Linked DNA regions of Mus musculus: regions 1, 3, 4, 5 and 6 are each linked to region 2. Evidence: chromatin loops called from intact Hi-C (ENCODE). Cell type or tissue: heart. All regions are shown on one strand.

Region 1 (5,000 bases), 260 kb after region 2:
GCACTGATGTGCTGTGAACTGTGAGGAATGGCAGAGACTGCTGGGAAGGAGTGCTTGAGCCTGGTTCAGGTTTCATTAGTGCGAACAGTCTAAACATGGCCCCCATAAAGTCCTCTGGCCAGCTCTCTGCCCCCGGAAGGTCCTTTGGCCAGCCCTCTGCCTCAGACTCCTCTTTCTCAGGCACACAGAGCTGGGATTTCTGAAGCTACAGAGCTGACTCCAGGACAGCTGCTCCATAAGTGAAGGAAGTGGCACTGAAACACAGGCAAGCAATTTTAAATGCTAACCAAGGTGGGGGGGGGGGAGACCACCTCGTTGGTGCAGGCTTGAAAATTATATTTTGCAGAATTACAATGTTTGAACATGGGGGCATATTTTGGATCTGGGAGTTAGGGATGGGAATGAAAGCTGGACATTTTATGGAGCTAACCTCAGTGAGGGATTAAAAAAAAATGTAAGTTCGCTCATTCTCCAATTGGTGAGGAGTTTAAAAATGAACAATGACTTAATTTCTCCAAAATTAAGTGAAAAAGTAAGCCTGTCAATCATCCCATGAACACGAGTGGCCCACGCTGTCTTCACTGTCTGACAACGCGTCGCCCTGCTCACAGGCTGGACCGCAAGCTCAGGGCACAGGTACGAGGAGGTTACAGCTGGAAAAGGAAGGTGGCCGGCTGGCGGTCCAGTTGTATCTGTGTTGCTTGTAAATAATCACTAGTTGACTAGTTCAAACAGAAACACTAGAGATAGGCCCCGTTGTTACAATGCTATTAAGGAGAGGCAGAGAGGAAAATTCACTCCTTGTTCCTAATAGGTGATTGCTAAGCGACTATGAAGGCTGTCCTACCCACTCTATGTAACTGTGTGACCTCGGAATCCTCAACTGCTGCTCACACAATCCAAGCAACGGGACAACTCACAGGTGTGACTGAATGCTTGAAAAGACGTTAAGCCGTGCTGGAGGAATGACAAGTGCCCTGGACTCACCTAGCACTTGCTGTACATTACACTCAGGATGTTTTAAAGTGCTGGGACCTCGGCTTGATCTTGAGACTTCAGCCTCTCGTGGTGGCTGATGCCTCTTGGGGCACAAAATTATGTACATCGTTAAAACTTCATCAAGTAATAATTCTACTATGATTGTTAACATAAATAACAGCAGTAAATAAGTACACAGTGATAGATCTGTTTCCGTTCTATCCAGAGAATTGCAGTTCAGCTCTGATGTGTGAACTCAGGACATTATTCCCACTGCTAACTGCCACTCAACTTCCTGAGGGTGGGTCTTCCTTCCATTTAAGGTTAGCACATTCCTAGCTAAACAAGAGAAACAGACCAGCTTCAAACAGGACTCATTCACACAGGGTGAGGTCTACATACTCAGGGGTCACGTGACCGGGCAGGCAAGTTTCTGCCTTCTGCTGTTTTTCTTCCTGACAATAGAAGGAAAAACTGTTCTTGTGAAAATTAATTAAGTTTTGTTCATACGGAAAAAAGAGGCCAATGTGAACAGAAACAAGGGCCTCTCGCAGGAAGAAGTCCTTGTCATTCTCAGTGGTGCAGGACAGCTTTCTCATCTGACCAATGTTCCCCTCACCTTTCCACCAACAACAAACGTATCGGCTGCTAAGATACACTGCCACGATATGATTGCTGGGAAAATACATGGTGTAATACCAAGCACTCTAAATACCCGTAAGTGGAAAAAGACATAAACGACCATTTTAATTACTTTCCGCATGTAAAACGCAGCTGTAGTAATGTTGGCAGGTCTCACCTGCCCTGTTTTAAATCTGTGACATGAAATCATGACACTTAATTAAGTCTTAATGCATAAAAATATTTTTATTTACTTTTTATGGAATATCAGCATTTAAAGCTTTCTATTTATGTAAGTGCTTTATAAATTACTTGAAATACTTAAAAAAAAAAAACCCTGAGTACTACTAATCAGCAGTTATAAGTACCAGTTTCAATTTCATTAATTAAATGCCTTTTTGGTGGACTCCTGCTGCTGTGTGAACTAGCTCTAGGCTATGAAAGTAATGAGTCCGGACAGAGTCATCTGATCTCACACTTGGTGCAAAACGCAGGGAAAGGCCTTGCCCACAATTCCTAGCCTGTTTACCAGACTGCAAGCAGTCGGTCTGACTGTTGGAAGCATTAAGAAGCCTCAGGCTTTGCCCTTCCCCCTTCTGTAGTTTCCCAGTTTCTGATTTTTAGAAGGATTGTCTCAGAAAATATGGTATTCTAGCGCCCTCTGCAGGCCGCAAGCCTGTCAGCCTCTTGCCAGCGTGGCTTTTCATCAGCAGAAGTGGAAGCGAGGGATATCACGATTATTAGAGCCCAGAGGCAGAGCTCACTGGAAGGATGTTTCCTAAGGGCAGGCTGGCACTGGTTATTCCCCCCCCCCAAAAAAAAGCCTTAGGAAAACCCTCCTTTGCTGGCTTGTTCGGGATGTAAATTTCTGTCTTCAAAGGACATGGCAGAGCTTTAGGGGACTGACTTGTTTTTTATTGTCGATGTCCTAACAGTTCTTAAGGTCTGGAAGAATACAGGCTCTGACTGATCCCTCAGAGACTATACGGTGCCTGGGCTTAGGAAGGCTAGTTAGGGAGAAGAAGAAAATAGAAGTCAACTGTGTGGGCACAGCTGAGACTTGCTCAGCCAACGTCTCATTCTCATGAAGTGGCAACTTAGGAAAATGCAGGGGCTCTCTCAAGTGTTTTAAGGAACTTAGCATGGATTTTTAAAGGGCATTTTATATTGATTTTAAAACATTTTAGATGGGGTTGATATAAAACATTGCTGAAAGAAAGCTACTTGTAAAGATAAAATTGTGGCGGTGGGGAGGTGGAGAGACATCTCTGGGGTTAAGAGAACCCACAGCTCTGGAGGAGGACCTGAGTTCAGCACCCGTGTCTGGCAGCTCACAACTGCCTGCAACTCCAGCTCCAGGGGGTCTAAAGCCTTCTTCTGCACGCATCTGCCGCAACACTCACCGATATGCATGCACATAAATCAAAAGAGATAAAAACGAGCAAATGTCAAGAAAGTGACAAGAAAACAAAGGAAGGCCGTGGCTCTGATGGAGAGGCACTCCCCAGGCCACACTGTGAGCCTTGGAGTCTGCTTGACTATCAGCAAACAATCAATAAATAACCTTTTTGTTCATTTTCTTCTACCAAGTCTTGCTATAGCTATAGCCCAGGTGGTGTTGAGCTAAAGGCCCTCCAGACTTCTGGGGTTACAGCTGCGTGCCCCCACAGCTAGTCTGAGAGTCTCTCAGGAGACTTGTCTTTCAAATAGTTTTAAGTCAGCATAAGTATTAAAAGGTACTGAATTAGTTTTCTTAACAGTTAAGAGCATTAATTTTTTTCCTTCCAGTACTGGGGACTGAACTTTGGGCCTCAGGCACAAAGAAAGCACTCCATCAATGAGCTGAAAGCATTCACTTGCAATGTGGAACATTATCCCATATATTCCCTTGTAGTGAAGTTATACAGTGTAGGGTCATTTATAAACCTCTTGAATCATAACGAGACCCATGCTTTAGCCAACTCACAGAGGTGGATAGACATCTCACACACAGGAACTCTTACCCAGGCAGTCCACAATGAAACTGAAGAAATGTCTGTGTTAAACTATCCTTTCATGGTGCTGTGGTCATTTAACAGGCTTTCTTGAGAGACTACAAGGATACCAAGGAGGCAGGGGTCTGAGGGCAAGGTTGCAGTTTTGCTGGGAGCCTGGGGCCTGGCAGCACCTTCACCCAGAGGATATTCAGTGCTTCAGACAAGATCAGTATGTCCTCAGGGGAACGGACCAGAGATTTTGGTTCCAATAAAATGACACTTCCAAATAAAAACTCAAAATGAAAATGTTGAGCTTCCAGATTTGTTAAATTCAGGAACAAGGGCTCTCAGCAGGACCTGTCAACAGCCCGGGTTAGAAGAGGGCAGCTGCTGCTGCGGTGTAGCTCAGCATACCCATCCCAAACATCCCAAGTCAGCCACACACCATTCGTCCAGGCTGGAATCTGGCTGCCAGACTGGTCCCCAGCTCGGCTTATCTCCCACTGGGAGGCTGAGGCAGCCAGGAAGGAATGGCGGTTTTCCAGCAGATGTGGTCTGCTGAAGAAGGGCAGCCCAACCCAGGCTTGGCGCCGCCACATTTATGGTCCTTCCTCCACTTCTGCTTGCTGCCTGCTGCCCCCTCATTGCTTGCTGGCAGCCCCAGCCAGGGGACAGGTGATGAGGATTAAGCCTAGCGTATTTGCATATCCTCAGCCTAGGGAAGGAAATTAATACCACAGTGACATGATTTAGTGGCTAGGTTTATACAGTGGAAAACGCTGCAGCAGTTGTGAGCTCTGGGAGACCAAGGAAGGCATGGAAGGCAACGTGTTTGGCAGGATGGGCTAGCTCCCGGTCAGTGGAAGGAGCACGAAGAAATGGATCATTCTGAGGAGAAGTGGTGTCCAAAATTCACTTGCAAGTTACGAATGGGCACAGGAAACTATTTTTGCCCGCTTTTTTGCTGGGTGGGGTGGACAGAGGTGGGGCTGACCGCCATCCTCACCTCTTCAGAAAGGCCCTGTTATGGCAGGATAGGCCTTGGGCCACGCTCGGGCCACACTCTGCCCACTCTGCAGCCAACTTCAGACCTTGTCTGTCAGGCAAGTATTTCAGGAATGCCAAAGACATTTTCTCTTTATAACGAGAACGTAGAAACAGTTTTAGCCTCTCCCCGAAGTTTAGGAGAAAACAATTTGCTCCCAGCACACGTTCATTTGCCCAGACTACTTTCCTTCAGGAGGGCAGCAAGGGGGTGCTTTCAGATGAGTATTTAGACAGCCATAACAGGCTGTAGCTGAAGCAGGCAAGAAGGCAGTTATCATTCTTTCAATTCGCTGTCATCCAAAGGTACTTTTAAAAAATGGATGCCATTAAGAGCTTCTCATTCCCATGAACCCAGTCCTGCAGTGGGTACATTTCTGG
Region 2 (5,000 bases):
GCACACACTCACGAATGTACACACTTACACAAGATAAACACATAATAAAATTAGTTTAAGTCATTAACATTATTAGGTACAACTAGTATATGCTAATAAAGTCTCTAAAAAATGTATTTGGGGATCAGTGAGACTGGTCATCAGTTAAATACACTTGCTGTGCACAGCTGACAACCTGAGCTTAAAACCCAGATGGAGGCAGGAGAATAGAGTTATCCTCTACCTTCATGTGCATGCCATGACACATGATTCATCGACTATAAATATCATGTGCACACACAATGACAGGCAACATTAAATAGTTTTTATCTGTTTTGTTTTGAGACACGGTCTCACTGTGGAGCCCTAGCTGGCCTGGAATGCTCTATGAAAAACAGCCTGGCCTCCAACTTGGAAATCCACTTGTCTCTGACTCCTGAAGGTATATACTACATTGCATACCAGTTTTTATTTTAAGTCATTAAAACTATTAGGTACAACTAATATATGCTACTAAAGATGATAAAAATTATCTTTATTTGATGTTTGTTTGTTGTTGTTGAACACTATTAATTTTTGACTTGGCCTACCACACTGCTAACAGCAGCACTGAGCTTTGTGAAGGAACAGGATGGGCTCTTTGGTGTCAAACAAAAGCCTGGCTTCCCTTACTCTTACACTAGGATATTTTTTCCTTTTTGATAATAAAACAAGCTTCATCTTTACCATTAGGACCAACATCAATCTAAACCTTCACAAATGAATGCTTCTTTTATGGTTGCTACTTCAAACGAAATCAAGAAATTTCACCCAACTAGACACAGCAGTCAATCAATTTAATGATGACTTTCTATGGATCAAAAAAGAAAAAAATGATATGCTAAGAATTGTAAGATCACTTCAAGTTCATGCTCTGCTTGTGTCTGTTTTTAAAATCTCATGTAAAAATATTTACTTTCTACAAACCAAGTATTTACCAGATATTTTCTGTACACACACAACACACTTTTGGGCTTTTAGATTACTCGAAAAAAATTAAGTCCCAATTTTGGTTCAAGTTGAGTTTGTAATCCAGACAAGAGTTAGCACACTACAAAATAAGCCTGAAGGCAAAGAAAATGAATTGTCATAAAAAAGTTTAGATGTTCAAAATTAAAGTAAGTGAAATGTCACACTGGGTTATAAAAGTAAAAGCTTGCCTAAAAATATCAGACTAATGTGACCATCAAAAATGATGCTGTGTTGCCGTGTGCTTGCTGACTCGGGCAGAGAAGGAAATTCCAGGAGACATAAACTGGTTACTTTTTCTAGCATACAGGAAGGCCTGGGCTCACTCTTCAGGAATGCACTAAAAAAGAAAATATGTTTGGTGGCTCATGAAGCACTTGGGAAGTGGAAACAAGATCACAAGTTCAAGGTCATTCTCTACTACAAAATGGCTTAAGAGGTCAGCTACAGGAGATCTTGTCTCAAGAAATATAATATCATGGAAGAGGGGATAGAAAATCTGCCTTTTCCTGCATAGACTCCTGGCTGCACAGGCCTCAGAGAGCCATTTGCTCTCAGCGACAAGCACAGCTCCATGCTTACCGACAAGCACACCTATCCTGCTGGTTGGCTCAACCTAAGTTGCCTGCCCTGAGATTCCTTTAACAGACACAGTGGAAGTCATTCTCCTAGGCATTCCATCAAGGCTGATCGCTTGGGAAAACAGTCACCAACTAACACATGTACATTTAAGTGGAAAAGGAATTCAAAGGAGGGAGAAAGGAAACCAGGTGAGAGAGAAGAAAGAAGAGAGCCGGGCAAGGGAAGAGTGAAGCGCGAAGACACAGGAGAGGAAGGAACCATTACATCACTCACACAAACACAATGCATATTTGCACTTAAACTTTATTTTTAAAAGAGTGTTTGGCCCATGTAAGGTGTGGAAGTATTAACAAAGTTAATTATGTTTTACAATCGGTAATTAAGATTAGAAAACAAAGCCTTTGATGTCTGCTACTCTAATGATGGAGGACCAACATCTGAGAAATGTAGCTGTGTATTAGCATAACCACATATGAAAGTACACAGAACCATTCCCAGTTACCTTGTCATTGAATGATTAAATATGAATTCATAATTAGAAAAACCCACACGTAATTTACTGGCTCCTCTGGCGGTTCTGGTTCATTAGCAGTTGATTACTAAACAGTGACCTCTAGTGGCCCATAACTTTCTAATGCTGTATGACTTCTCAAAAGAGCAAGATAGGAAGAACCCGCTTACCCTAAATAAGGCAATTACTTTTTCCTATAGAGGGGAATACTAATCTTTCCTACTTACAATACATTCTTTATGACAATATAAAGTCCTCCGCAAACCTATGGCTTCTGCCCAAATGACACACATTATTTAGTAAATTATAACTGAGCACCTGCCTAAGATCTGGGCTGAGTGCTGAAGATAGTCACTAAAACATCACAATCGACTGAATTCTTTCACCAAAAACTAAAACGACATTAATATATAACTGTCACAGTACTATTTATTCTCTGTTCACACACACAAACATGCTAAAACCACACTTCAAAATTCAAAGACACCAGAAATTTCTGATTCACTGCATTCTGAACTGCTATTTACCTTACAAGTAGCTGATTAGCCAATCCAGAAGACTGAGGCCACAGCTCAGTGTTAGAGCAAAGGAACAAACACTTGACCCTGGGTTTAATCCCCAGCATTTAAAAAAAAATCCAGCTAATGTCTTATTAAGTTTTCCTTAAAGAGGTTTTGATACAAGGACCTCTTCTTGTTTAAGAAGTCTATGTGCATCACACATGTAAGCTTTCCGTCTCTCCCCTTCTTCCTGTCCCTCTCAAAGTGAACAACCACCTTCCAAGGGTTCTTATGCTCACATCACTAGTTTAAGTAAAACTACAACTTACACATCTGTGAATGGACTGGCTTTTCTTCCTGGCAGTCCAAGTACATTCATTCATTAAGACAGGGTTTCAGAAAGGCTACCGACATGAAGAGATGACTTGGGCTATGATAAAAAAAAGTGTCAAGCTATTGATTATGGTTCTCTAAAATAATGGCAAGGCTGGAGCATCCTTTAATATGTGACTCAGCCTCTAATAACTCTAAGATGCAAACAAAAGAGACACACATCTTCTCCTTGCACACCCCTGCTGCAGAGCACGTGGGGTGAGTGCCAGTGGGTTTCCCTGATGATTCAATGGAACAACTGAATCACCATGTAGTGCTATTATCAACAGCTCATGACCCACCAGCAAGAAATGTCAGCCTGATTAATCTAAACACTGATGACCTTAAAAAAAAAAAAACCCAAAACCAAAACTACCTTCCTCCCCACAGCAGAATACGATTATAAACATCTGCTGTTCCTGAGTATGAAGATCTGCCAGCAAGACTGTTGTTACACTGAGACAACACCTCGAAGCTAAGGAGCAGAGTGTATTGGGTTTGAAAAGAACTGGTGACATTAGTTAAGTGAGATTTTTTTTTTAACAACTAAAAGAAACATTTTTGAAAGTACACATTCTCTAAGTTCAGCATATTAAAGTATCTGTTTCCTTAGCATGTATGGTTGTATTACAGTAAGATATCATTTGATTATTAAATTCTTCTTAAATATGTTTCAAAAATAACCAGACTAAACCAATCTATTTCCCACTTCCTTTTATAGACAGAAGCTAGTGTGACATGTTTCGTTTGCTCCATACACGCTTGGAGCTCGTTCTCTTGCAGTTCAGCCTGTTTCTGTTTTACAGAGGCCGCTCCTGAGAGGATGTAAATCTGAAAGTGGCACTTCAGAGGGAATCATTTAACACCACTTCCAGATCCTGCTGGGCACAGAAAAGCACAAATCCCGCCATCGGGCTTCAGAAAGGTGAGTGCAGCATAAATCAGGGCAGCTGATTTTTATCCAAAGCAAAAACAAAGTTTCTTATCACAATAGGTTTCTTTACCTGCAAAAAGTTAACTCAATTTCAGCTTCCCTGTACTTGAATGAAGAGACTGAGACTCTTAAGAAAAACTTCTGAGACAATGCAGAAAAAGTCAAAAATTTCTACAATTGAACAGCAACGTTTTTTTAAAATATAAAGCAGGTTCTTAGTAGCCTGAGGCTAATAAGGAAAGAAATAAATCCAGATTAAAAAGCAACCTATAAGACTCTCGATTTTATTATCATAAAAGTTTCTTTTAACAGATGAAGCATCAGAACTGTTCTAGATTAAAGACGAATGAAGAAACTAAAACCAAATGCAATGCACTAACTACTGTCAGACACAGGACGAAAGAAAACACAAAAGCCCGGCTCCGTGTGGGAACAAGTAGGCAATGCAAGTCTGAAGTCTCCCCACTAACACCAGACAACCAGCTAATGCCTTGGGAAGATCAGTTTTGCAGTTACATGGAGCCTCTTTTCAGAAAACATAGGCTTGAAGTATTTAAAAGTAAAGTTTGGCCAAAAGGTGCATGCTTGCTTTCTCCCCCTCTCCCCCACCACCCCCCGCACTCCCTCCCATCTCTGTGTGTGTGTCAAGTATGGAGTGCACACAAACTAAAAAAATAATAATAATAATAAACAGAACAAATGATGAGCTAGCAGGAGCTCCACTATTAATAGTAACTATTCCATAATATATTATCTACTCATAATTCATGAAATCTGTGTATAAATGAAATCTTATGCTCATTTCTGAAACTCCATTTTTACTGTGATTTCTAGACAAGCAAGACGTACAGGAATAAAGTTCTTACCCAATGGTCAACAGAAGTAAATTAAGTAATTACCTCTTTATTTACACATTACTTTTGTATAATATTGGAGTTAAATTTCTTTTTTTATTTTTTTATGTACCCAGGGTGGTCTCGAACTGCTGGTCCTGCTGCTGGGGTGGGGGTGGGGGTGGGGGTGGGGGTTGGTTTGTCTTGCTATGTAGCCCAAACTAGCCTTGATTTCAAAACCCTTCAATTTGCGATGTTCATTCAGTCTTGGATTTGTGGCC
Region 3 (5,000 bases), 70 kb before region 2:
TCATGTGTGTTCAGAATTACACTGCAGCTTCCAGTCTGTCTTTGTGTATGTGTGTGTGTGTGTGTGTGTGTGTGTGTGTGTGTGTGTGTGTGTTCAAACTTTAGTAACAGGATGTTTTCAAATAGTTTACATTTCTCTTGGGATATCTTCCCTGACCAAATGTCATCATAGCATTAGCTGGGAGTTATTTGGACATTTTGTTTCCAACAACAAGATTTAGGTCATTTCTGCAAGTAGAGTCCAGAATTGAAGACAATGGGATTTTCTTGCCTATCCCTGAGGAGAAACATTATGACATCAGTGAGAATTTCAGAGGGGACATTGCTAAATCCTTGGATGCTAAACCTTTCAGATACTGGGAAAGCATGCTTGTTAGAAGCAAAGTGAAAACTGACATTCCAATGCCTAGTTGATGAAAATATTCAAGCAGATATTTATTTTCATATTAACATTATTTTATGTATTTCCTAGTAGTCTCTAACACAATTATATCTTAAGGCATTTTACCCTCTAAATCCTTCTATTATATATATTTTTTAATCTTTTCTGGTTACAAAGCAATAGATTTTCATTGTTTAAAAAAACCTGAAAAATAAAGAAAATTATAAAAATTATCTAATGTCTTTGAACTCGAGTTCCCTTTTTTGAGTAGTCAATAGTGAAGATTATTTGAAATCTCATAAAACTTAATTTTTTCTAAATCAATATCTCTATCTCCCCCATTTAAACCCAATTCATTCTGGCAGTGTCTTACTCCAGCTCTCTGGGCTGTCACTCTTCCAATGGAGCTTTGCTTCCAAGTGACTCTAACTCAGATAAGTGGACAAGGATATACCGGGCAAGGATGGCTTGGTCTGACTCATCTCAGTTGATCCATGGTAAAAGCACTGTTTCCTTGGTAATGTAATGGTCGATGTATAAATGAGGGTTAGAGCCATGTGTGCAGTTGAAGGCATGGCCAGCAGCAATCAAGGGATGAGTCACACCAGTGAGAGCCTTGAAGCACCAGCCCTGGCTACAAAGAGAGCCTGAGAGGGGAGAATTTTCAGTTTCACCTTTTGCTATTCTGGGTAGAATGTTATTTCTGGAATAAACACCTAGAAGGGGGTGTGGATACACAAGCAGGCGGCTAACAGAATCTTCCAGGGAACTGTCCCAGAGCCCCTGGGCAGATCCAGGACACCACCCTTGGACCTTGAGCCTCTGATGCCATGTCCCACAAGCTGTGACCTTCAGATCTGGTAAGCTCTTGTTTCACACAACCCCAAGGAGTCAGCCGGAGTTCTGTTTTGTACTTCTACAGCACACATTCTGGAAGACGAGGTGATTTTTCTAAGAGGGTTTATGGAGTTTTCACGGACCAAGTCATGGAAATGTACTCATGGTTGAATTTGCCTCCTGTTTCCAGCAAACGGGTTAGAGCCAAGTCTTTTGGAAGAAGAGTCATTCCAGATGTACCAACTCTAAGCTCCAAGAAATGTTTGTTCTGGAACAGCAGTTTTTCACACGGGCTCTTGCTAAACTGAAAATAGACTATGCAGGCCAACAACATCAGGTAGAATACAAAGCAAAACAAATCTATTGGTTTTGCTTGCACTGGAAATGTCCCTCACAGGCTCCCGTTTGCAATTCTGGTTCTCTGTCAGTGGAGCTCTTTGGGGAGGCTGGAGAACCTTTGGGAGGTGGGGCCTTGCTGGTGGAGGTAGGTCACTAAGGTGGATCCCACACCATGTTCTTACCTTTATCACCTGAACACAGTTTCCTCACCATGATAGACTCACAAAGTCTGAAAGCATCAGCCAAGATAAGTAATTTCTTCTACAGTGTCTCAGTCAGATATTGTAGGTCCAGTGATGTAAAATGAACCAATACATTCATGTACTAAGCACAAGAGATTCTTGTACTGGTGTCATTAGTTCCACAGGCTTTTGTGTGTGTTTGACTTTTCCAGGCCACCATTCATGTCATGTACTTCAAGTCTATTTTCAAATGGTATATTCCAGACCTTTCCTTAGGCTTCCACGTACCTATCAGCTAACTAACCTCCATAACCCTGAATCAGCTCTAAGCTGAAAATATGCTAATTCTTCATGACTTCCCTACTCTTCACCTTTCTTCTTCCACTCCTCATCTCCAGTCCCTTGCTCTAATCGGTAGATTGAGTACAGTTTAAAGCGTAGAGGGAATATTATTTAGAACAGCAGCTGTCACAACAAGATTTTGTTTTTGCTGCAGCCTGGCTCCTCCTTGCTCATTTCTGCAAGAGAGGGCTAATTGCCCAGATTTTCTAAGATCTGGGTTTCAAACTCCGCTGTCTCTAGGCTGTGCCTATTATTGGATGAGATAGCTACACTTGGCAGAGGTGCACAGAGCTGTCTTGATGGCCGAGCACATTAAATTGCAGCCACGGCTGCACAGAGCAGAAGAATTGCAACTGCTGTTCTCCTGGGAGATGCCACTTAGGCAAGAAAATAAATAAGGGGATTTTGATTATATTCAGAACTCTTAAGCTTGTGCCCGGGGGTGTTCCATCCTTAAACTCTTGTCATTTTATGTTTACACAAAAATTAGACTGGAAGGAAAGATGCTTGAGATTCTTCATGTAAGTCGTCCCCATTTACAAAATGCATCAGGTTCTTCTGGCGAAAGGGAAGTCAAACTCTGTTTTCACTCATTATTATATCTTACTTTATGTGATAACTATTAAAGGCTCGAGTGCTGTGCCTGACACATGGTTGTCACCTTGAAATGTCCTTTCCTCCCCTGCTCCTTCTTACACTTGTATTGTATTACCCCTGACTATTATGCAAAAAAAAAAAAAAAAAAAAAATCATGTTTGCACTAGGGTCTGATAGAGCCAAGTGAGTTCTAGTCCCCACCATTTTTGAGTGATCGTGTCTCTTAGCTGAGTGCAAAGAATCCCTGTTCAAGTCATTGGTCTTTCCTCCTCTACCTCAGATAATTCAGCACACAGTGTTGGTCTAGCTGAGGGAAAGCTATGCGCATAATTAACTTTCAGGATGGGCCAGGGACTGGGTGGAAATACTGCAACAATAATAATAATAACCGTTGCTGGAAGAGCTAACAGCTAGGGAACATTTAGAATAAACACTGTTAAGTGTTTTTGCATAGTGTAAGTATTTCCTGAATGGGCCCGGTGAAGTCATCTGCTGCTGTTGCTTCCTCCCCGTCCTCCCCATTGTCCTCTTCCTCCTCTTCCTTTTCTTCCTCTTTGCATATGTGTGCATATGTGGTGTACATCCGTGTATACCTCTTCACAGCTGTGCGTCAGCAGGTGTGTGTAGAGGCCCAAGGTTGACATGGGGAATCTTGTTCAACAGCTCTTCTGCCTCCTTTCTTTTGAGGCAGTGTCTTCATTTAACCCAGAGCTCACCAACAGGGCTAGTCCTCCTTGCCAATTTGCTCCCGGGATTCCCACATCCATTCTTTTCAAGGCTAGAATTGGGGATAGAGAGTCACATTGACGGAGGTTTTGGGAAATGAACTCTTGTTTACCTAGAAAGCTCTTTAACCACTGAGCCATCCTCAGCTCTGAAGTCAGCTTTAATCTGGAAATGTCTCATTGCTTTCAAGAAGTTTGTTGGGAACTGGACGAAATTGGCTACCCATTTCTCTAGATCACTTTCACTCATTCAAACAACTTGCCCAATAAAAACTAACCCAAAATTTCAGGCTACCGTCCAGCTTAAATCTGCCTGAATCAGTGGTACCCAGCTGCCGTGTGCAGGCCCCATGAAGACCAGCTGTGCCTAACTTCCAAGAGAAAGCCCCAGATTTGGTTAGTAGCCCCTTCTTTTTATTTAAAAAAAAAAAAAGCTGGCAATCTTACAGCCAACCTTCCCTGCCTGGAAGAAGGCAGACAATACATTCTCAGCAGAGCTTTTGAGAAACAAGACACATTGGCTGCTTTATCCTCCACGTTGGCCACCACCCACTTCTGGCAATCATTAGCTGCCTTTACCTACCTTTCTCCATGAAGAACTCATATGTTGTGGATTTGTGATTTTTAACATCTTTACTAGTATAAAGAATGCTGAGGCTGCCGCTCCATTAAACACCATGAGAGCAGAAGGGTACATTTGTGCAGGAGAGTGTTTGAGGGACAAACTCTCTCTTCATTGTAAAGGAAGTTCTTGCCTTCTCATATCCAGGGGCTATCATGGAGCTACTCCCAGAGATTTGCTCGCCACTGCCTTCCAAGTGCTGGGGTTAAAGGTATATGCCACCACTGCCAGGCCAATCGTGGGAACATAGAGATTCAGCACACACCTTTAATCCCAGCACTTGGGAGGCAGAGACAGGAAGATCTCTATGAGATAAAGGCCAGCCTGGTCTACAGAGTTCCAGGACATCTAGGGCTACACAGAGAAACTCTGCCTCAAACAAAACAAAACAAACAAACAAACAAGTAAACTAAACCAAACAAAAAACAAAAACAAAACAAAACAGAACAAAGATATTCAATACTTTGTCCTAGATGCTATAATAGGATGGGTACTCTGGTGGAGTGAGGTATTGCCCAGTGATAATGTGCCTGCTTAGCTGACACAGGCCCTGAGTTCCACCCCAGCATTCAAAGCGAAGCAAAACCTCAGGTCAGCGTGATTCAGTGTCTCTTCTTTCTGCCACAGTCAGACAAGACTACCGAAATAGCCACAGGTTCCTGATTGGTGTTCCTGACTCTTGACGGCAGGTGCCCCAGATACCTGCAGTACTAAGAAACAATGAGAAGAGCAGGAGACAGATCTGCAGAAGTAGGATTGGGCCAAAGTACGGAAACCCTCAAGTGTGAGGTGTGCATGCCAAAATGGTGGAAAATATGGACCCTGATAGAGGTAATTGGGTGTCATTCAAGTTCTGGACCTGTGTGGAGCCAGAGTGAAAGGAAGATCACATGAGTAGCCAGGCAGGGCTGTGGGGCTGGGGAAGAGGGGGTGATCGAGGAGAAGGACAGTGTCTAAGGGTACCCACTGGTTCTG
Region 4 (5,000 bases), 310 kb before region 2:
CTAACAAATCCACTCTTACATGGCCTAGGACACAGAGGCTGCCAGGGTGTGGGTGTCCTGGGTCTCCTGATCTTAAGATGGAGTTCGCCAAAGGAATAAAGGCTTGGGTCAAGGTCAGGGCAGAGACTGCAGAATTAAGAATATCAAAAATTCGGAGGAAGAGGGGAAAACGGGGCAAAAACACTAACAGATAACTGGGAGACAAAGAGGAAGGGAGAGATAGGGAGAAGGAAAATGAGAAACAATGAAGTTTGAATTCCTGACAAACCATTTAAGCTGTGACAACTTAAGCAATGCCTGTGTTTTTAACGTGAGTGGAAGCCCCCTCCGTGCAGAAGCTGGCTCTCTTCAGAAGCTGGCTCTGCTGTCTCCGCGTGCTTCCTCCACTGCCCCTACCACCCACTGAGGTCCCATTTCACAGCCAGGGCTTCAAGCCTCCCTGTGATTTCTCTAATTACACAAAAATAATTTGAACTCTGAGACCCTGATTAGGGCCCTGAGTTACATTCAAAATTGAGCTTCTCTATAGAGAGCCCAAGCGTGTGAATTCCAGCTGGGATCTGCTTCGGTCAGTCAGTCGGTGGCTGAGTTGGGGACAGCCCCTCAAACCTGCTAACAATCACTTGCTCTCAGCCACTTTTTAAAAGGCCATATTTCTTTTACATTTTTAGGATCTAATGTGAGGTTATGTAGGGTCATGGGACCCTCGGCTGGTGCAAAGTAATTTGATGTCACTGAGAGCAAGCAAACTCATTTGTCACCCCAGGAATAGAAGTCCCTCCAGCTTGTGCTAAAAACAGGACTCGGTGTGGTGTATGTGTAGTAGCGATGGTGACAAGTCCAGTGGGCTGGGCAAGGTTAGGGGACTTTTCAGGTAGGGCTCAAAGTTGGGGTGAGGGATCTGAAAGTCTCCAAGAGGTACACTAGCCCATCCAAACTCAGCATGGGACTTGGGCTACTCCTAGCCCTTGCATCCTGGGTTCCTTTGCAATCCAGATCCCAGGGTTCCATTCTCAGGCTAATTCAGTTACAGTCCTGCCTCAGATGCCCCACCTAGAGCTGCTTCAGTAATCTGTAGCTGATTCAATAAAACCTAAGGGAGTTTCCTAGGTTGGGGGTGGGGGGAGTCCCATCCAGTCAATAGGTGGTATGGAATGGGGTGGGAGCGGAGAGAGCCACAGACTTTGCCATCTTTGGTCTGATGCACTTCAGGTCTCTAAAGAGGACTGGCTAGTGTTTGTGGGAAAAAAAAACTGTAAAGCATTTTTGACCTGAATGGTTTCCTCTATCATTTCTAATTTATTGTTATTTTTAAGAAGTGGGGAGTAAAATAACGACCCTCTTTTGAGAATCAAGGGACTTCTAAGCCCAGGTTGGATTGTGTATGGGTGTAGAGAAGGTAAGTTGATAGAAAACACAGGAGAGGTCATTTCCCAAAGCCATGTGTATGGTGTATGTAGTCCTGGTCCTGCCAGTGAACAAGACCAGACAAGGCCCTTCCTGCAGAGGGCTGGTGCCAGCAGCCACCACGTCCTTTGCAGCCTTTGCCTCCAGAAAATTCCTGCACTGGACTCCAATTATGGTTCCACAATGTACTGGGATTCGCACCTTAGAAGGCAATGTAGAGCAGTGTTTCTTGTCTTTCTTTTTAGTTTTTAAAAGATTTATTTATTTTATTATTTATTTTATTTTATGTGTATGAATATTTTGCCTGCATGCATGTGTGTGCACTGGATATAGGGTGAGACACTGTATGGGTGCTGGGAATCAAACATGGGTCTTCTTGAAAAAAACAAAACAAAACAAAAAACAAAACCAACAACACAAGGACAACAAATGTTCTTAGCCACTAAGCCACCTTTCCAGCCCCCTTCCCTACCACCCTCCCCTTTAATCACAAAGATAAGCGGTCTGATGCTACTCTTTCCCTGGCAGTTCTAGGATGATGTGGTACCAGAAAAATGGAGCCCCACCCCCACCCCCAATGAAGTCAGGCAGGAGGCTGCAGGGGATAAACACATCCTCACTCTATGGAAGCCAGTGAAGCCAGCTCAATGAGAGGCTACAATAAGCACAAGGGGAGAAGGTGTACAGACTGCTGATTTGGCCTTAATGTTCCAGCGAGGGTAGCATGTCGTGGATATCCACATGGATGAAGGTTTGGTCTAAAGATTCCTTTTTGGAGATGAGTTGGTGATACATCCTGAACATCCTGGGAAGCTGACCTCCTGCTGCCTGCTAGCTGCCTAGTGGATTGCAATCTAAAGCTGGTGAGCTGTCTTTCCTACCTCTTGCCTTAAGGCACTCTACTATGTAGCCACACATACATGTGTGGGACTTTTCCCAAAGCAGGATCAGGCACTTCCAGAATAATTGGATCAGAATGGGAATCTTGGACAACAAACACCTCATCACTGGATACCAGAACCGCGACCTGAAGAGAAGACCCCTCGGAGCTGGGTCTTTTCTCTCAGAGTGGAAACGGCTCCTCAGAACTCTGGGTTCTTAGACAGTAGAGCAAGCATGTGGCAGGATAAAGGACTGCACTTGAGAGACTGGCACAGCAGTCCAGCAGTGCTGTCCCGGGTTGGCAGGAGCAGAGGATGCTCCGAAGACGTCACTGCAGTTGCGATCTTTCCCCACTAGATGTCTTCCAAGTTAATCGGAATTACAGAGCACTGTTTGTCTCCTTGTCTGAGACTCGGTTTCCCCTGCTACGTTTTGAAGTCCGGAGTTTCTCTGGGAAAGCAAACGCTTTCCTTTGATTCTTTTGGCCCTTTAGTTACCCTACTCTCCAAATCCTAGGCCTAGAAGTCAACTAGAATCAAATGCTGGCTCCCTGCCGGTTCGAGTCGCCCTGCTCACGCCTTTGGAATCTTTTTATGACCTTTGATGTGTTTAAATAACATGGCAAGGCTGAGCACACACCTCGGATTAAACTTTAATCGGCTGCAGTCAAGGTCGTCCAGGTGGTAAAAGCGTTTCCTGTGACTTCTCCTAGCGGATACTGCACGGTCCAAGGTCTGGGGGCACAGCCCTAGGCTTCTATCCTCACCTCCTGCCTCCAAGTAGGCTTGGGCAGGACAAAAGTGGGGCCACCCCATAGAGCTCCAAAGTAGACTAAGGAAATGGAGTCGGAGGTGAACACCCAGGGTGGGCTAATGACCGAAGTGATTTTTTTTTTAATGGCTACTAAGACAGAATAGTTAAAAACTCCAAGAGTCATTACCAATTTCCCCTCACCTCAGAGAATGGTTGAAGTTCCAAAGTCATGGTCAATGCCTTGATTATTTCTCCCAGCATGGCTCTGCTTCCAGGCAGGCAGAGTGGGGGTCCTCTGGTAATGACAGTTAACTTAGCTGATTATACTGGGGGTTGCCAAGCTCATTCCCATTAGGTCAAGGCCTAGAACTCAGGCTGCAGTTGCTACTCTGTGGGCCACACAAGGTTAACGTTTTCTGTCTTAGACACTGGGTCTGAATATAACTTTCAGTGCCAATACACCTGTAATCAGTGAGGAACTGTCTCAGAAAGCCAGGACCAGCCTCTTGAAGTACATTTTAAAAAGGCATCACTAACAGTGACTCATTCTGAGAAAAATTGGAGTCAGAGTGTTGAAGTGATTTAATTTTATGTGTGTGTTGAAAATTTATAATGAACTGAATTTGTTAGCTGTTGGAATTATACCTCTTCACAAAATAGGCCAAGTACCTCTTTGGGAAATTTTCTTTCTCCATCTATCAAGCTATATTTGGATTCAGGAAAGATGCTCAAATAAGGGATCTCAAGGTTTGGATCTTAACCTTACATGCATCTCTACTCACCCTTCCCTCTGGGATCACTTCCTGATCTGGACATAGGCATGCTAGTCATGAGCACAAAAGATACATTGTCTCCAACATGTATGTAAGCCTCATTTCAACTTCTCTCCCAAGTCCTGAGTACTTGGGGGCAAGATCGCTAGTGCTCCTCTAGAGCAGAGGTTCGCATAGCCCATACCTATGGTAATCATAAAGATTAGTTGTGGTGGTGGCGCATGCTTTTGATCCCAGCACTCAAAAGGCAGAGGCAGGTGGATCTCAGAGAGTCCAATGCTAGCCTGATTTACATAGGGAGTCCTAGGATTATCAAGACTATATAGTGACACCCTGTCCTAGTAATAAATAAATTATATATAATTTATTATTTATATATATTTATATATAATATATAACTACATATATATTATTATATATATATATATATATATATATTTGGTTTACATTTTTTTTCAGAATTGGATATTAAAAACAGGGCCTTGTGCATGCAACACACTACTGAGTTATCTACCCAATCAATTATTTAGTAGTTCTATACCCCAAGGTCAAGAAAGTCCATATACTAAAATAGGATTCTGAATCTTTGAGTTGGAGACAAGATGACCACACACGAGAGTCAGTGTTAAAATTCCTTCTTCACAGAAACTTCTGGGAGCTAGTAACAGCACTCTGCACCTTGATCTTTGTAGTAGTTCACAAGTGTATGCATATATAAAAATCACTCAGCTGGGTATTTGAGATTTGTATACTTGGCTATATGTAAGTTATACAGCAATAAAAAAAATTTAAGTGCTTCCTCATAACGACCTGTGAAGTGGGTCCTGAGGTTATTATAATCATCTCCATTTTACAGACCAGGCTACTAAGACTCAAGGGAAGCTAGAGAGACCCAGGCCTCTGGATGAAAATAACTGCCTAAACTTCCTTCTCTCAGGCTTGTGGCTCCGCTGGTCATCCAGCTCTTCCTCCCCTGGTAGATTTCCCAGGTAGTACGAAGCTCAGGGTACAAACTGGGTTTGCACTGGTGGTTTTGAGGCAAGAACTCAACAATGTATCCCTTCAATCTTCTTGGTCTTCCGATAGAGAGATGGTGGAGAGGGTTTGGTGCTCAGAGCCTTGAGGCCTAGAGAGCTCTAATTGCAGTCTCCAATAAGGAAACCCACATGGCTCCGAATGCATTTT
Region 5 (5,000 bases), 340 kb after region 2:
TTCTGAGGAGGCAATGGTCCAGCCATAACCTAAAAGTCAAGAAGGAGCCAGCCGGGCAAAGGTGAGAAAGGACTGGGCTGGGGCCAAGGACAGGGCAAAGGCCTAAGGATAAAAACATGCTGTGTGCAAAGAACCATGACCCAAGGCCAAGGCTGAGAGAGGGGCACTGGTTCTCACAGGCTCGGGGTTAGGGAGTGAGTATTAATTACTCCAGGCAGTGAGAAGCCACAGGTGCTACTTTGCATGAGAGAATGAGATTTACATTTCAAGATCACTCTAACAAGACAGCTTCCAAGTCAGTGACTACATGCTACAGTTAGGCCTGCTACCCTAGCACAAGGATTAAAAACTGTATAGTCACCCTACACATAACCCACTATAACTATTGGGATTCTATTACCATTGATAGTCTCTGAGTCAGTCAATCTCTAAACCAGCAAGAGATGGATTCAATATATTTGACAGGGTAATATTAAGGCTACCCTGCATCTTAATTACAGTACAATTCTAGTAAGGAAGAAGAGAAAATTCAATAAATCTCTCTCCATGATGTCTCCTCTGTTTCATAGCCATGGTCCTGTTGGAATGTGCCTTGATGGGGATAAAAAGGGCTAGTTATGGATGGTGGTCCTGAGATACTGAGAGTCTTATTCTCAAAGAGGCGTGCCCGCGTTCCCTTGGCAGGCTCCAGCTTATGTAATGTTTCCCTAACCTCTCCTTCCCTGTCTTGTTTTCACATGTCCAGTCATCCTTGTGGCTCCTCTACAGATGCCCGCCAAGTTCCTCACACAGACACACTACTTTAAAAGTTATATTCCAGAAGCCTCTGCTAGGCTCCCTCCTGAATCTTTCCAGAAGCTTCCATGTGCTCTCTGCCTCTACACCAGACACTGGAAATCCTAAAAGGATCACACAAACCAAGATCTACCATCCGTCTTGCTTTTACCTGTCCTCTTGGTCAAGCCATCTAAAGAAAAGAATACACACTCTTGCCACTGCTGTACCCCCCGGGCATGAGGGTGGCCACTTCTGTGGGCTTGGATTATATCCTGTCCTCACGTTTCATATCCTAATCACAGAAAATCAGGGGAGGGGTTACCTTAGCAACACCCACTCAATAGATTTCAGGTTGATCTAAGGAACAGCTAGCTCTAGGAGAGCTGCAGCTAGAGCTTGCATAGAGCCTTCCCCTGTGTGGGCAGTCCCCCCAGCCAACCCTCCCACCGCCCTCATTAACTTGTATGTCAATGTCCTACCCCCGCACCCGCAATGCACCATGGACTTTAGTCTCTCATGGGAAGAGAATGAATAAGTTGGTGTAACATTCGTAATGTGGTCCCTGTGCTATAGCCAGAACTCTTGTTCAACAAACGTTTGAGCAAATGCTTGATTGGATTTGTGTGTGTCTGTCTGAAGCATGGTCTTACTTTATAGTGAAGGTTGATCTAGAACTCATCATGTACACCAGGTTGGGCCTGAGTTTGCAGCAGTCTGCCTGAGTGCTGCAATTATAGGTGTGAGCCCAGCTCTGGGATGGAGTCTTAAGGCTCCCGTGGTTTGTTTTCTGATATGGACATCTGAACAACAATGACATGGCTTCTTTCCCCACCAGCTTTTTGGAAAAACAGACTCAAGTCCAAATCCAGGCTCTGCTGCTACTTTGTTAGTTGACTGTGGGAAGGAGGCTGACGGTGGGTTCATCCTTCCACAGTAAAGAGCTGTTCTAATCTGCCTAACACTTCGAGAGGAAATGACCTTCTGGATGCTGCCCATGAAGCCTCTGCAAGTACATAGTCTTTCCCTCAGGTGCCATGCCCACCTTTGCTTGGCGAGTATGTTTCAGGTTTCTTTTCCTATGGGTTAAGCTAGAAAAAAAGGAAGAGGAGGAGGGCACACTGTGGATGGGGCAAGGCTAGTAATTGTTAGCAGATATCATTTTCTCCCATCCCATCAAAACCTTTTTTGGGAAGAGATTAAACTATGCTATAATTCATATAATTTTGTGAAAACTTGAATACATATGTTGATATAGAATTGACATAGGAGGACTCAGGGTTATGTGTGGTATAAGTAAGAACTAGGAAAGTAGTTTAATTTGGAGAGTGTAGGAAAAGCTTGCTGTGGAGCTACATGACAAGTGTGCAGGGACACGTGGCACATAGCTAATGCTGTAGTGTGCAAGGCCCTGGCAGGAGAGCCAATAACTGGGCTTCTCAGGAGTTAGAACCAGAGGCACACTTTTAATTCTGACATCCAGACTGGTGCCATAGTGACACCTTGTGGCCACAGGCTTCATGACATTGACATGCATGTATAACTACTTTTTAACTTTAAGGCATGGAAACACAAACGTTTTCTTAACCACAAGTTCACTGTTTCCCACCAGGAGATAAGAATCAAGAGAATCTGGTCACAGCTTGCTGGTGACACTCGTTCCAACAGAGGACTCTTAGTGACAGTTTTCAAGCAGTTGCAGCTCTCCGCTGAACACTTACCTGGCACCTGAGACTTGGGCAGGAGTTACTAAAGCTTGTTGGTTGTTTTAAAACTGCACCTGGGGCCCCCGAGTACCAGTCAACCCTGCCCCCTCATGAATTCTAAGAGCAGTAAGGAGGAAATAAAGAAAAACCTAACATGAGTCTTTGGAATTTCAAAATTAAATTTCTTTATACAACCATACCCTGGGGCTCCACAGTGATGGAAGCGGGCCAGCAATCACCGTCCTGCAGGATCCCATATGATGCTGAGCACTGGCTGTACTCGAAGCACTCGTGGGATCCTGGTGGACTCTGGATGGCTCATGCCAACAGGAACGAACGGCCCCAGCATCACAAAGCAAAGAACTAGAGGGCAGCTGACTTGAGAGGGGACCCAGAAAGGCTCCAATGTAGTGGATGGCAGTTGGTCTTTAGTACAACAGTTTGAGGCCTGTGAGGGCAAAGCTACCTACCTCTGGAGTCAGACAAGACAGGATTTGATTTATATGCCATAACCATCTGAGAATCTTCAAACCCTTCCTCCTTTGAAACCAGGGCTTCTATTGTGGTTGTGAGGAATGAATGAAGTTGTTGGAGAGTCAGAACATACGACGAACACAGACATGGTAGTGATGGTAGCTATTAGTTAGAGAGCGGGGGCAGTGCAGAGACAGGGAAGGCCACTGCCTCGGATGACCTTAGGAGCATGTGTACAGTGGACACGGGAATGCCTGGAGAGCACATGGAGCGCTGGGCTCATCCAGCAACCCCTGAGCTCCCACAGCCCGTGGTCTCAAACCGCAAATCGGCTGCCACCAACACACTGGTTTATTGTTGTTTTTGGTTTTAAACTGTTACACTTATTTTGCTGCTTAAAAAATATCTACTTAAAAAGTAGGAAATCTAGAAAACTATGAGAAACAAGGACCCTACAATGAACGGTCCAAAAGTTCAGTCTGTGCACTTTGCTGTACACTTCTTTCTAGTCTTCTCTAGTATTTTTTAAAAAATGGCACCAGGATTCATACTGTAAATAATTATAACCTAAAGGTTTCTTTCCATATTTTACCATTCATAAAACACTTCCTAATTCTTGGTTAGTACAAAGCTATGTCTGACACTTAGGAGGACTTGAAGGCTATGAGCTGAAGCCCCTCTTCTGCAGAAACATGATTTAGCAGATGACATATGACAAAGGAGTCGTAGATACAGGGTAAAAGCAGAGACAGAGGCAGTTCACACAAAGATGTCCGTCCCCAAGGGGCTCACCTTAGGCAAGGCCCCCACAACGCCAAACAGACTTGAGAGGATCTCCTGAGTGGATCTCTGAGAACAGCAGAGATTTCACGGCACTACAGCTCTGTAATCACGGCACTACATGTCTGTAGATCACGGCACTACATGTCTGTAGATCATGGCACTACAGCTCTGTAGATCATGGCACTACAGCTCTGTAATCACGGCACTACAGCTCTGTAGGTCACTACCAGCTCATTTCCTCTTTCTCAGTGTACATAATGGCAGGCATACCACGGTCACCACCACTGCTAAACCTTTACAATTATGGATCAAACTGAGTTTCTACAAAAGTTCTTTTCAAAATATCACAAATAAGCATAGGAAATTCAGAGAAAATTTCCACTTATGTTTTAGGTCACTAAAAAACTGGGCTTTAGGTGAAAATCTTAAAACAATTCCTAATAATTAGAAGTGAATTCTGAAATTCCATATTCCTGGTATCTTAATAATGTGTAATATAAAACTTAGTAAGCGTGTGCTCCATGTATGATTATGAAGACTGGGATCATTTATTCCTGGGGAAAGCATTTCCTGATTAGCCTCTGCGATGGGCTGAAGTGTTGTCCCCAAAGGTTTATGAGGCTTAGTCCTGTCATGGTGATGGGAGGTGTCAGAACCTTGAGGAGGTGGCTCGCGCTTGCAGGTGTTAGGTTAATGAGGTTTGGACTTCAGTCCTCAGGAGAGCAGGCTTTGACAAAAGACACCATCCCATGAGCTTGTGCTTTCGGTATTGTCCTCTTCCTCCTTCTCTCCATGTACGGCATAGCCAAGGGGACTACTGACAGAGGCTAAAACCAGGCTTGCTCAATCTTGAACTTTCAGTTCTCAAAAAAACTAAACAAACTTCTTATAAAGTTCCAGCCTCAGGTATTTGCTTGGAACAACAATATGAACTAACCAGTACACCCAGAGCTCGTGTCTCTAGCTGCATATGTAGCAGAAGATGGCCTAGTCGGCCATCACTGGGAAGAGAGGCCCATTGGTATTGCAAACTTTATATGCCTCAGTACAGGGGAATGCCAGGGCCAAGAAGTGGGAGTGAGTGGATAGGGGAGCAGGGTGGAGGGAGGGTATAGGGAACTTTCGGGATAGCATTTGAAATGTAAATAAAGAAAATATCTAATAAAAAAAGAATCAAAAAAGAAAGAAAGAAGGAAAGAAAGAAAGAGAGAAAGAGAGAAAGAAAGGAAGAAAATAAAGCTGTGTTCATCATGAGCTCCTTTA
Region 6 (5,000 bases), 270 kb before region 2:
TCCTTATTCTTAGGTCATCTTGGTGGTACCTTAGGCCCAGGCTACCTAATCTATAAAACTCACTTGCACCTTTAGCTTATTAAACGGCAACTGACATGTTTGTGTGTTTAGAAAAATCTGACAATGACAACAGATACATATGCACACACACATGCATATAATGTGTCAGCTTTTTAGGGCTCCTCTAAAGATGTTTGATTTAGGCCTAAATTAACATCTTAGAAACAGTCCCAAAGGAAAGTCATTATGTAGGGTGGAGGTGTATAGCTCAGTAGTGAAACTGGGTCCATCCCCAGTGAAGGGTAGAAAGTGAAATTATACCTTTTTTGTTGCTGTTTTGTTTGTGAGCTAGTATCTCCTGTAGCTTAGGATGATATTGAACTCGTGTGTGTGTGTGTGTGTGTGTGTATGTGTGTGTGTGCATATATATATATATATATATATATATATACACATATATATATAATCTTTTATCACACTTATTATTTTACTTTTAAATTTTAGTTTATCTGTGTGGATATTTTTTTAGGCATGGATATCTGTGCATTGTGTGCATGCCTGGTGTCTGTAAATACCCAAAGAGGGCATCAGACCCCCTGGAAGCAGAGTTACAATGAGCTGTAAGCTGCCATGTGGGTGCTGGGTATAGCACCCTGTCCTCTGGAAGAGCAGCCAGTGTTCCCAACCCTGAGCATCTATCTCTCCAGCCCCTCATATGGAGAATGCTTTCAAACCTCTGACCTGCCTGCCTTCCTCTCCTGAGTGCTGGGATTGCATGCATGGGCTGCCACACCTAGTTTATGCCATGCTGGTAGTGAAACCTAGAACCTCACGCCTTCTAGGCATGCATCCTACCAGCTGAGCTGCATCCCCAGTGCCTTTAATTCCAGCACTCAGGAGGCAGAGGCAGAGGCAGAGGCAGAGGCAGAGGCAGAGGCAGAGGCAGAGGCAGAGGCAGAGGCAGAGGCAGAGGCAGAGGCAGAGGCAGAGGCAGAGGCAGAGGCAGAGGCAGAGGCAGAGGCAGAGGCAGAGGCAGAGGCAGAGGCAGAGGCAGAGGCAGAGGCAGAGGCAGAGGCAGAGGCAGAGGCAGAGGCAGAGGCAGAGGCAGAGGCAGAGGCAGAGGCAGAGGCAGAGGCAGAGGCAGAGGCAGAGGCAGAGGCAGAGGCAGAGGCAGAGGCAGAGGCAGAGGCAGAGGCAGAGGCAGAGGCAGAGGCAGAGGCAGAGGCAGAGGCAGAGGCAGAGGCAGAGGCAGAGGCAGAGGCAGAGGCAGAGGCAATCTCTGAGTTGGAGACCAGCCTAACCTAAAGTGAGTTCCAGGACAGTCAGGGCTACACAGAAACAAACAAACAAACAAACAACCACTTGTCTCCAAAAATGAAACACAAAACAAACAAATCAAAACAACAACAAAAGAGCTACTTAGAAGTGATAAAGAATAGAGATACTCAAATATGCATACGTGTGTATGTGTGTGCAACCTTTAAGGTACTCTTTTAGAAACCCATCTCAGGCAAAGGACCACAGACGTGATGAAATCTACAGAGCAGCACTTCTAATCTTGAATGTGCTTTGTAATCATTTGAGGGGCTTGTTGAAACATATTACTGAACCCAAGGCTAAGAATTTTTGATTCAGAAGATCCCAGAATGGAGTTCCCAGATGCTGTACAGACCACACTTCAAGACCACTGTCTAGGTGAATCTGAGAAGGGTTGCTTGTTGATCAATAGGCCTCAAAAAGTAAGGAAAGAGTTGTCCAAGACCTGTAGGCAAAGCAATATCCAGAGGCTCCACAGCCTGGGCTGGCTGAGTCTTATCAAGTGGAACAATGCACGCTGGGAACACGACTGGACTGAGTGGATATATTGGCTGACAAGTGAAAATTATAACGACTTCTATCCTATAACTGTATGCTTGCTACAGTTCTTACGGGGGTGGGGGGTATTTCTGCGTTGGTTCTCAAATGACTGGGGAGGAGGCAGGGTGGCATAAGAGAGATAGGTCCATTTTCCCACCTGTAGTTAATTACCAGTCTTTGGAACCGAGACTATGTGGGCGGAGACCTCGCATCCAGCTCTCCTGGAGTCTAACCCCAGGGCAGACGCACCAGGAGCGAGGCTCACTACCGTGCCATGATCAACCGACCTCTAGCTATGCAGGATTCACGTGCCTGTAGTGGCAGAACCCTGGCATTTGAGCCAGTGAGGATGCGACTTCCGCCTCTGGCGATCGGCAGTGGGGGGCGCACCAAGACAGCAGTTCGTGAGCGGTGCTTTGTCACCGCAGCAGCAAGGGGCGGAGGATACAGGACCGGGCTGCAAAGACCGGATGGGACGCCTGACTGGCTCTCAGCTTGAAAGGGACATTTAGGGGATTGTGCAGCTGCACCTGGTGCCGCTGTGATGGTGAACGGAAGGGATATAGACGCCATGACGAGTCAGCCGGGGCGCACAGTACTCTCCTAGCCCGCGGCGCTTGTTTTCTGAGCTGACATCACTTCCATGTCTCGCTCGCTGCCACAATCTGATCCACCCTGTGTCCCAAGGTCGCAGCACCAGCACACCCTCAGGGCCTGGGAGCGAGCAGTTTGTCTACAATGAGGCACCCTGCGGGTTAACTATTTTTTCCTGTACTTTCTGTATTCTCTGCTTAACAGCCGTAGCCGCAGCCACCCAGCCAATTCGGGAAGGGTGGCCCTTGTCCAGATCTTTCCATACCTGAAGCATCTGATTACCTGGATGTTGGGGAATGTGATGTGATACAGTTTCTGGTCCTTGAGAGCACAGGGAAAATGTCCTAATCTGGCCTTTGGAAGCTTCTTGACTTAAGTTAAAATCGTTCATTCACTTCTAGCTGCGTGCCTCTCAATCTGAGACCATTTTTCGTCTCAGAGACTGTGAAGCTCAATTAGCCTGGAGGTTGGTCAGTCTGGGTTGGGAGTGGACACTATGAAAGTCAGCTTCCACAAATCTCCAAACCAAACCAAAGAGAGGTTTGGCTGCACAGACCAGTTAGACTTGCTGTTCCAGGCCGACTACGGAGTGCAGGGGCATTTTTCCCACCCAGTTATCACTGGTGCTGGATGTCTGGCTCCATGCATCTCCTATCTGGGACAAAGGACTGGGAAAGAGGAACCGGGTGTTGACATCTTCCTAGGCTGGGGATCCAGAGAAGACAGAGACCAGCACTCAAAGGGTTTGGTTAGGGTCAATTCAGATTCCTTGTAGACTCCTTAGTCTGATATTACAGTGGGTCTCCCTCTTATTACCATCAGTGAATGGGGTGAACAGGGCAAGGACACTGTATGAGAAAGTTAGAGCTGACTCAAGTCCTTCAGCTCATGGAAAGGCTTGCCTTTGGAGAAAATTGTAAAAAGCAGAGCAAGCACTGGTATAGGGGTACATGCAGAGAGAAGCAGGAGACTCATCCAGTTGGGGCCAGTCTGAACTCTATGGCTGGAACTCCTATCAGCCTAGGCTACACAGCCAGACTCTTCTCTCACCCTCCCACCCCAATGTTAAGTGCAAAGCAATAGATATGGGTTATGTCCCAGTGGCAAAGTGCCTGATTAGCATGTGTAGAGCCCCAGGTTCTAGCTGCAGAATCAGACTAAAACCCAAGCCAACAAGAACAGAGAGAACCCCTCCCTGAGGCTGGGAAAGGAACTCCTGCTGTAATATAGGGAGGTAGTAATAGCCAGCAGGCAGCTCTTGTCTTTATTCAAAAGATGATCAACCCAAGTCAAACCCTGCCTTTTAGGGAAGCTCCAGCCAGACCAGCTATCTCTGATGCAGGGCCAGAACCTGGAGGTTTCCAGTGGAGGATGTGTGCAGGCCAAGTCACATGTATAAGCAAGCCTGGCCAGCCACTTAGGTTTTGTCCTTTGGGCCACACAACAATCAGGACAGCTTTGTGGAGGAAGCTGCTATGTAGTGAGAGGAAAACCAACCAAACAACAACAAAACAGCAACAACAACCTCCTCAGGTAAACATACATTCCTAAAAGTGAATTAGGCCATTTTTTCTTGGACTATGGTGGCTCTAAAGGGCTGATGCAGGGAAAGAAATTCTGGAAACTGGAGGACCTCTGTGGATTTTTCTAGAAAAGGGAGATAGCCAGATATCTAAGGGGATAGAATGTTTAAGAGGTAGCAGGGCAGTGGTGGCGCACACCTTTAATCCCAGCACTTGGGAGGCAGAGGCAGGCGGATTTCTGAGTTCGAGGCCAGCCTGCTCTATACAGTGAGTTCCAGGACAGCCAGGGCTACTAAGAGAAACCCTGACCAAAAAAAAAAAAAAAAAAAAAAAAAAGAAGAAGAAGAAGAGGAAGAGGAGGAGGAAGAAGATGATTTTCTAAGAGATTAAGAGTGTCAAGAGTAGTTGGTTGGGTGTGGTGAACGGCCTATAAATCCTAGCACCCTGGGAGGCTGAGTCAGGATGGCACCTGTGACTTGGTGCTAGGCTGGTAGATTTCAGGTTGCCCTGTGTGATTGGTCTTACCTCTTAAAAACATAGATGCGTGGCCCTGGGAAACCTAGGTCTTTCTTAGAAAAGCACTCAGGGTTGATTGCCATGGAATGAGCCGGTGCTTTAAGGTCCAAAGTAAGTAATTATATTGACATTTGGTTCTGAACGAAGATCAGAGGTTTTACTTTCAGGTACCAGTGGCCTGCACATGACCACATGGGTTGGGGTTTTGTTGTTGTTGTTTTTTTCTTCTACAGTCCCTTGTACAGTCCTCACCCAGCTGCTGGCCTCTATCCTGTAGAAGGAGTATTTCCAAGTGGTTTGCAGCCTTTTCTCCCTCACCTGCAGGTCCAAGGGGAGTACCCAGAGTCCCAGGAATTGTCCCCTCTTCTATGAGTGAGGTGGGAGCAAAAGGACCCTGTTGAAAAGCCCAAGCTGGCTTCTTAGTCCAAGCCTAGTACCTCATGGTAGCCAGGCAAGCATTCTACCACACAGCCCAGCTTCCAAGAGCTGCTCTGAGAGTTGTCTTTATGG

The links. Peaks named below come from ENCODE experiments on the same cell type or tissue, not always from the same donor. Only the 100,000 strongest peaks of a DNase experiment are listed, where the experiment ranks them.
Region 1: a loop joins it to region 2, with 4 times the contacts of the local background. A loop is called at or near these places in 6 of 42 quality-filtered maps.
Region 3: it touches region 2 in a loop (2.2-fold over the local background); 2 of 42 quality-filtered maps call a loop at or near these places.
Region 4: it touches region 2 in a loop (8-fold over the local background); 27 of 42 quality-filtered maps call a loop at or near these places.
Region 5: a loop joins it to region 2, with 2.6 times the contacts of the local background. A loop is called at or near these places in 3 of 42 quality-filtered maps.
Region 6: it touches region 2 in a loop (8-fold over the local background); 17 of 42 quality-filtered maps call a loop at or near these places.

What each region holds. Positions count from the first base shown.
Region 1 is chr6:52,836,677-52,841,676 of GRCm38, forward strand. The region is part of intron 2 of Jazf1 (JAZF zinc finger 1); the gene reads right to left. Among named protein-coding and RNA genes, the nearest start is that of Gm52903, 27 kb to the right of the region's middle. In heart, a CTCF peak has its summit at 2,264 (motif pointing left); DNase peaks (open chromatin) are centred at 2,215 and 4,115; H3K27ac peaks cover 475 bases.
Region 2 is chr6:52,575,313-52,580,312 of GRCm38, forward strand. The region is part of intron 4 of Hibadh (3-hydroxyisobutyrate dehydrogenase); the gene reads right to left. Gm33047 (a long non-coding RNA gene) reads right to left here and starts at 4,501. Exons shown (of 2, transcript XR_377679.3): 1 at 1-4,501. In heart, a CTCF peak has its summit at 2,191 (motif pointing left); no DNase peak of the experiment used is centred here.
Region 3 is chr6:52,505,056-52,510,055 of GRCm38, forward strand. No RefSeq gene overlaps it. Among named protein-coding and RNA genes, the nearest start is that of 1700094M24Rik, 15 kb to the left of the region's middle. In heart, no CTCF peak of the experiment used is centred here; DNase peaks (open chromatin) are centred at 1,086 and 2,356.
Region 4 is chr6:52,268,063-52,273,062 of GRCm38, forward strand. No RefSeq gene overlaps it. Among named protein-coding and RNA genes, the nearest start is that of Hottip, 7.8 kb to the left of the region's middle. In heart, no CTCF peak of the experiment used is centred here; no DNase peak of the experiment used is centred here; H3K27me3 peaks cover 4,754 bases.
Region 5 is chr6:52,916,956-52,921,955 of GRCm38, forward strand. The region is part of intron 1 of Jazf1 (JAZF zinc finger 1); the gene reads right to left. Among named protein-coding and RNA genes, the nearest start is that of Gm52903, 53 kb to the left of the region's middle. In heart, a CTCF peak has its summit at 2,280 (motif pointing left); a DNase peak (open chromatin) is centred at 2,206; H3K27me3 peaks cover 253 bases.
Region 6 is chr6:52,303,821-52,308,820 of GRCm38, forward strand. It overlaps Evx1os (even skipped homeotic gene 1, opposite strand), which reads right to left. Exons shown (of 4, transcript NR_038163.1): 4 at 4,569-5,000. Among named protein-coding and RNA genes, the nearest start is that of Evx1, 7.2 kb to the right of the region's middle. In heart, a CTCF peak has its summit at 2,243; a DNase peak (open chromatin) is centred at 2,251; H3K4me3 peaks cover 1,143 bases; H3K27ac peaks cover 460 bases; H3K27me3 peaks cover 3,819 bases.